Linked DNA regions of Homo sapiens: region 2 is linked to region 1. A link is a contact called in ENCODE Hi-C data. All regions are on one chromosome and are shown on one strand. The core of a region is the stretch at or near the end of the contact, and the rest is flanking DNA. Distances in the headings are between cores, read along the strand shown. Region 1 has its middle 39 kb from the start of ZSWIM2. Region 2 overlaps CALCRL-AS1 (CALCRL and TFPI antisense RNA 1).

Region 1 (3,971 bases), core at 205-2,704:
TATCTGGTTTCATTGATTGAACATGCTATAATTTATTTATTCAGTGAGCAATTGTAGGGGATGTACAAATATTTTTCTTTATTGGGACACTTAACATTTCCTGAGTACCTTAGGGATAGTGCCTCTCTATATGTTGTATCTTCTAATGGCCATGATCAGGAAGGGCCTTGTCATGTGAATAAACTATTGGACATAGTGGACCTGTTGTAATGCACGTGCCCTTAGTATAAAGTAATTAAATAGTAAAATGTAAAGTTGCTGCTTCTAGGGAATAGTTAATGGTGTTGCATAGAAAGTATTGTTTTCTGTACAAACACATAACTCAGTTCCAGTTTGGATTCAAGAGTGTAGTCTGTTGAAGAGACTTAAAATAGATATTGTCCAGTTAGAACAGAATTTTGTAGGTTCCCTGCCAAAGTAAAGACAGAGAAAACTCATGTTTGAGGTAATACCAGGGTTAATAAGTAAAAATAGTACAAAAACTCTGTCTTAATGAGTGCTTTCTTGTTTGGGTATGTTACATACCCTACTTGGGATATATGTGATATATGTATGCCCATTTGTATTGGAAACACTATGCTGGTTTTGCACTTTTGCTTTTAGGACCCAAGAAAAATTCTAATAGTCATACATTGATTATTTTCTCTGAATGTCAGTCATAAAGAACCAAACACAAAAGTCCTAATGCACAGCACACCTTTATCAGAGAGTGCTTGTCATCATCCCCAGGAATATTACTGTGTCTTTTCAGACAATAAAGAAAGAAAATATTATTGCTTTACTGTCTCTCTCTCCCCCTTCACCTCTCCCTCCCTCCCTTCCTTCCTTCCTTTTGTTTTTTTTCTTCTTCCTATTTTAGGTTTCTTTTCTCCCTTGCCCCACCTACATGTCTTTCTTGGTTTAAAGGAGAGGACTCAAAAACCAGACTTTTTTAAAAAACAGATACATTTTAGCTATTGAGTATCTTATGCCACAGAGGATAATATGAAATAAAGGATTATTTTGATCTTCATAGGAATAATGATGTTTTAAATAATTCTATTATGACTCTAAATTTCTGTTGACATTATCAGTTTTTTAACATTGGAAAATTCTATTTTTTCTAATTGTAGCATTGGGTAAATATATTTAATGTTTTTTCACAGAGAATTTTTCTTAAAAAACCATAATATAAAGAAAAGAGAAGCCTACTGCCCCAAAATAAACTCTGCCTATTTTTATTTAGGAAAATCATACACTGAAATATCAAAAGGAAGACAGAATATGATTTAGCTAGTTAGTTTTGTGTTGGGCTGATGCTGGACATGACAACAAAGAGTCTTTCTCTGCTGCATCCAGATGTTACGAGGCGATTAAACTTGGGTTTAACTGACCCAGGAGAATCAACTGGCTGCTAGAGCAGCCCTGCTTCTGGCTTTGTGGAGATCAAGGAAAGCCCTTTCAGCGTGTCTGAGAGCCAGATCCAGGGTGTCTCAGGCAAGCTGGGGAGCACGTTGGCAAAATCTCTGGGATTGTGCAATCTCTCTGTTTTTTTTTCCTGACTTTTTCCTCTCAAGAACATATGCCTAAATTGGGCCATGCAGCTGTGTGAGGGTGGAGTGCTTACACTTAGAGCTCTTAGGTCTGAGGGTGCGGGGTCAATGGTACATTAGTTCCTCCTCTCAGCATCACCCTGAGAAACTTTAGAAGTAATCCCTTGAGGTTTGTTCGTAACCTGATTTTTCACCCTAAATGTTAACATAGGGCTTGCCTTTTCTTGATATTACACATATGTAGCTAGCAGCTCTCAGACAGTTTGAAAAATGTTTCACTTGCTTTCAGAAGTCTAATGACAAATGACAGTGACAAATGACAAATGGTTTATTTCAAAGAAGAAACTTAAGTTTAGTTGTCAGTTTAAAGAAGTCTACATTTCTGTAATATTATTTTAAAGTTTTACAGATACTTTATTAATCAGAGTATCGATTATAGAAAATGCAAAAAGCTCATATAATTCTGTTTAAAAACACATTTTGAAATAGTCCCAACTATACTCACCCCTGGGTGTCTTTGAATTATAGAACAGATGTTTCAACATCCTTAAGGAAGAACTTGATTCTTAGGGCAAAGTTAATGTTGCAAGAGCAAGGAACAATTTGTTAGAGTACTTATCATGGTCCTCAGGAACATTATTCTGTGCCCTCTTGGACCCAAAGACATTACATTTTGTTATTACTGAGTCTGCTTGATTCCTCCTCCTCTTATTTTTCCTCCTCCTTTTCCTTATCTTCTTCTCCACCTCCTCCTCTTCATCTTCTTTCTTCTTCCCACCCTTCACTACCCCCATCCTCCCTTAAAGAAAATACTTGATAATTAAATTTAAAAACTTTATATACAATGATGCTGTTGATTTCCAAAGTATCTTACTAGGAATAGAATACTACAATAAGAATAATAAAAATGTAACAGATTATTGATGATATAGTATTTATGAAACTATTGTAGTCAATATAATTTAATCTAATAGAATTCTATTTTTATAACTATAAAAACCAAACTTTAGATATTCTTCTTTCAATTCATGTTCCACTAACATATTTTTGTCACTGATGAATGGAAAAAATAATTGCTACAGTTGTGTTTTCAGAATGGTGCATAGACATTTATTTCATTAGTGATAATGTCTTCTCATTAGAAACTCAGGGTTTTGTATGTAATCTAAGGTAACTTTTCATTTTCTATGAACCGGCTCAAGTCAAACTACAAGGGAAGACTATAAAATGGAAGATTAATCCAAACAAATTTACCTCTCGACTTTTTAAGAACATAATGAATACTTGTGTGTGTGTGTGTGTGTGTAACACAATTAACGAAGCACATTTACCTTTATTTGTTCATTAAGTCTTTAGCAAGCATTCTTTAAACAAATATTTATTGACCACTTTAAATTCACTTTGAGGCACAGAGATGCTTCAAAGAGCTGACAGTATTTTGAAAAAGTTCTCTCTTTTAATCTTCACAACTCTTTGAGATATATAAAGCCCCTCTGTAACCACGACTAATATTAGAGTTCCAAGTGAATGAAAATTAGTGGAATAACAGCTGAAGTTGTGCTTTTACGTTTCCCTTAAATTGATCATATTCTTCATATTCTAAAAGCAGTTACAAAGTAGTTAAGGTAGTTGCTATTATTATTATTACTGAAAAGAAAAAGATAAGAGAAGACAAGGGAAGTAGTAATCTAGCATTCAATGAGTATCTTAGAGGCTAGGTACTTTACAGATGTTTCATTCAATTTTTCCCACAGCTCTGAGAGTTATATACAATTTACATTTTACAGATGAGAAATTGAAGCTGATTGTGGTTAAGTAACTTATCTAAGTCACAGAGTTGGAACCAGAGAATGAATCTCACATTTTCTGATTATAAATCCTTTTTTTGTGACACACATTTTTCTTTTGGGATCTCTTCATATACGAATACAAACATGAAAGAAAGGGAAGTGATAGAGAACGGAAGCTAAGTAAAAGTTAACCGTGAATTAAGGTTTCCTCAAGTTTAATCACACGGAGACATTCTGTACTGCTGTCTTAAAAACAAGCTACTAAGGGCATACATTAGTAAAAGAGTCTTGAATTTCGCCATTTATTGTCGACCAGGAGCCTCTGGCAGAACAGTTCTTAATTTCACAATTCCATGATGAAATAATCTGGTGCTATGCAACCTTTGGTACGTCTCTAAATCCCAGGGGATGGGAATGTTGAATAAAATTCATATTCAGAAAATGAAAAAAGGCTTGTATATATTTTCATGACAAGGTAATAAAATGATGTAGTGACTATGACTAACAAAATTTATCTCAATTATTGTAGCAGATTGAATACACATTTGGTATGACTAGACTGATCCCAAATGAATATTCTTAGACACTCCTAAGTATTGATGAAAGTGAGTATGTGTGAGAGAATGATTCAGTCCCTAGATAATTATAG
Region 2 (3,870 bases), core at 31-2,530, 250 kb after region 1:
AAAGTTAGGTTTATAATACTCTTGACATTTTTTCACTCCACCCCACCTTTCTTACATATTTGTAGCATTCTAAGTTACTTTATTTGAAAGTAATTAAACAGAGCTACGGTGGGATCACATTCTTTCTTTTTCCTCTTGACAAATGAAAGCCCAGCTCAATGGCTGTCCAGCTGATAGCCTGCAATATGGAGTCTGAGCTGGACTGTTAAAAAGAGTGTTTGCACATTTCCTGGGCACTCTGGACTCACCTGTTTTTTCTGCAGTATTTGTTGATAAAATTGAGGTTTAAAAAAACAGTAGTCCATGAATTCTTCCCAGTTATCTTCTATCATAGGAATTTTCATAGGCTGCTTTGTAGGCATTTTTCAAACCTCTATCCATCACCTCCCATAAGGACACCACACTATCATATTATCCAAGAAAAAAAGACTTCTTATTTTCCATCAGAATGAAAATAATCTTTAAATCAAGGATAACCCTTGATATAATGCCAGTGTAAATTCATAGCATCCATGCTTTCTCCCAGAATAAAAATAGAAAATGATATAAGATTAAAGGTTTTATGTTATTGTTATAGCAAGTGGGAATTCTAAAGAATAAATATTCTTACTGTGGTTATAATAACTTCTTTTCATGGGCAATTTTCACATGTAGGTAAAACTTAAAAGATTGTATGCTTATGTTCATAGCATCTACAACATAGACTAATAATGTTCACCCACATACAACACTAGAAAATTGCACGTAAAATTGCAGCAAAGATAAATTGCCTAGAAAATTCTTTAAGAATTTTTTGCCCCTTTTAAAGATAGAAGGGAAGAAAATCGTCCTTTCTGACTTACTCATTCTCCTAGTGTTGAGTATATTAGATAAAATTATCAGTTGTGCAAAATTATCGGAGAGGAAAACGTAAACATCTCTAGGCAGTTCTCAAACTGTCTTCTTTTAGTTAAATATGGACACAAAACTATTAAATAGTTTTAAAAAGTATTTAAACTCTGTTTTTCTGTCCCTCTTCCTAGTTGCCTTTTTTTGATGTTTCAGAGATTTTTTTTTTTAAGTATATGTTATTTGCCATTTCTCTTATCTCTCTTTGTGAAATTAAACAGTTTTTTCCACAAAGAGTTGTTTTGTTTAAACCACTCATGGGTGCAGGAGGGGACATGAGCAGTTTTGATGCAATTCTCATATTCAGTCGCTACTTTTGGAAGTGTCTCCAGCCACCAAGGAGGGACTCTAGAGGAATGTCCAAAGCTGCTGTCCTTCCTCTTCTGCTGAGGCTCTCTGTGCCACTGGCCAGCAGGGTGCAGTGTCTTTCTTGGCTTTAGCTTTATTTTTCAAGATATTTTCTGGCCTCATCAGGGTCACTTTTTTTATTGTCAGCCAGCTTCTGAACTCTCAGGAACAGACAACCTCACAAACAAAATGATATTATGAAAAACAGACCCCAGATATTGGCACATCAGCAAAACAGATGGGGATTTGGGAAAGCAAAAAAAAAAAAAAAAAAAAAAAAAAGGAAAAAACTTCTTTGGAAAGATTGCCATTTCTCTACTATATACAAAATGTTGCTCCATACTCTACTATCCAAAGCATTACGAATTTTAACTTAAACAAGAGAATTCTAATGCAATTACATTAAAAGAGAACATGTTGCATAAGTCAATAGAAGGGATCCAATTGTAAGATTTTAAAGAATTTGCTTGTCAAAGTCTCTGGATTACTGGTTATGAACTTTTGTCTAACAACTTCAGAGGCTCAGCAAATTTAAATAACTGAAACAAAATTTATTAATAAGAATTGTTTATATAAACTTTAAAGACTTTTTTTGATTAAAATCCTTAGTCTTTCTAACTAACCTAAGTTTAAAATGATTGATTAAAGAAATGTGAAATTAAATTTTTTTCCCAACATTGAGATCTAACATTTATAGAACGTTTACAATGGGGGAGACACTATATTTGTAAACATCTGAATTATCCCATTTAAGCCTCAAAATAACCCTATAATAAAGATAATTTGATCATCTCATATTTTAAAAGATGGAGAAACTGAGAAGTATGCAACGTGGTCCAGCTCACACAGCTAGTTCATGGTGGAGCTGGACTGGGCTCCTGGCAGTCTGATTCCAGTCAGTGCTCTTAGCTACTAGACCTTACTAACTCCCGTTTCATTCAGTCCCTCTTGATGCCTGTGGTTCTCAACTTTGATTACACACTAAATAATTGAAGATTTAAAAATAATACCAATGCCCAAGTCTTATTTCAGAGCCATTAAGTCAGAATTTCTGTAGTGGGGAGATTTCATCTGGGCGTTAGTAACTTTTTAAAAATTGGGATTATTCTGAATTGCAATCAAGATTTAGAACTGCTGTTTAAACCAACAATTGTTTCAGGCAGTGAGGCTACAAGATGAAAATGATAAAAAGTTCCTTCCCTCATAGGGGAGTGTATTCATTTCCTGTGGCTGGTGTAACAAATTATCACCAACTGAGTGGCTTAAAACAACAGAAATTTATTTTCTCACAGTTTTTGATGCCAGAAGTCTGAGATCAAGGTTATGGCAGGGCTATTCTCTCTTGGGAGGCTCTAGGGGAGAGTTCATTTCTTGTCTCTTCCAGCTTCTGGTGGCTGCCAGCAGTCTTTGGCTTGTGGCCACACATGTGATTGCATTTAAGGCTCACCTGGATAATCTCCCCACCCAAAGATCCTTATTTAATTACTGTGCAAAGACCCTTTTTCTAAATAAAGTAACATTTACAGGTTGCAGAAATTAGGATTTGATATACTTGAGTGGCTATTATTCAACCTACTAGAAGGAGTTGAACAACTGGAGAGAGAATTTAAACATAGATTAAACATGCTATTAAGATAATGATGATATTTATAATAGTTCCAGAGAAGTTAGGGAGACAAAAGGAATCCACACTTTAACCAAAGGTTTTTTAGTTTACTCACCTGATAGTCTCTTAATACAGATTACTCTCCATTTGTAAAGGCTATGCTTTAAAGTGACTATTACTTCCCAGGTTTAATTTTTATTTTAAAACAGTGGATCTCAAATTTTATCATGAATCAGGATTATTGATCTGGGATGGGGTAATGGCAAAGAATGGATATTTGACTCATTTATGGTTATTTAATAATTTAATGATCTGGTGAAAAGGGTGAGAATATGTATATATGTATGACATTTTTATAAAATATTCTTTTATCCTTGGGTTATTAATATCTAATTTTTTATAATGCTTATTAACTCTTACAAAAATCATAATTCTTAAGAGGTAATACAGATGTATTATAGAATGTTCAATGCCAGTACTTTTTTCAAGCTAAATATATCTGTAAATATTTGTTTATCGATTCAAACTTTTTAAAAAACAAAAATGCCATTTTAAATAGTAGATCTCTTGGAGCTTACCGAAGCTATTGTTGAGCATTTGGAATTGCCTAGAAATTGACAATAGATTTTTCTAATAAAAATGTGACTAATGATGTAAAACCTTCTCACTTCCAAAATTAATCTGCAGTTCAATGTAAAGACCACAACTTTAGGAAAGAGTATAACTCTGCAACTGGCCAGCAAAGTTGCTTATCCTTATCGATCACATGGGATTAACAGTATTTATTCTTAGAATTTTTGTGAGGATTAAATGAGAGTACATACTTAAAGTTTCCAGCACAGAACCTAACCTGGATTTGATTCTTAAAAAAAAAAAAAAAAATTGTCAATTGTAGAAAAGGTCAATAGTTGCAGGGTCACAAGAAATAATTCACAAGTTCTAAGGATGTTCATTTCTTGTTGGAATTGTTAGCATCTCACACAATCTTAGAGGTCTCTAAATAGATATTAGATATTGATTATAATTAG

Evidence for each region. A loop is a pair of places that touch in the nucleus more often than their neighbours do. Pooled maps may share reads with other maps.
Region 2: a loop to region 1 is called in a map of heart right ventricle, with 2.4 times the contacts of the local background. The contact joins two enhancer-like sites. A Hi-C loop is called at or near these places in 3 of 168 maps with a recorded cell type or tissue (Right ventricle myocardium inferior, endothelial cell of umbilical vein and heart right ventricle) and 3 of 50 pooled maps.

What each region holds. Positions count from the first base shown.
Region 1 is chr2:186,885,802-186,889,772 of GRCh38, forward strand. No RefSeq gene overlaps it. Among named protein-coding and RNA genes, the nearest start is that of ZSWIM2, 39 kb to the left of the region's middle. RefSeq lists a silencer at 3,107-3,307. Within about 2 kb of position 1,455, at least 7 of the 41 ENCODE cell types and tissues checked have a DNase peak (open chromatin) inside an H3K27ac peak, as active enhancers do; they include heart right ventricle, where a contact is called at or near this core.
Region 2 is chr2:187,137,136-187,141,005 of GRCh38, forward strand. All of the region lies in intron 1 of CALCRL-AS1 (CALCRL and TFPI antisense RNA 1), which reads left to right. Among named protein-coding and RNA genes, the nearest start is that of CALCRL-AS1, 140 kb to the left of the region's middle. Within about 2 kb of position 1,281, at least 3 of the 41 ENCODE cell types and tissues checked have a DNase peak (open chromatin) inside an H3K27ac peak, as active enhancers do; they include heart right ventricle, where a contact is called at or near this core.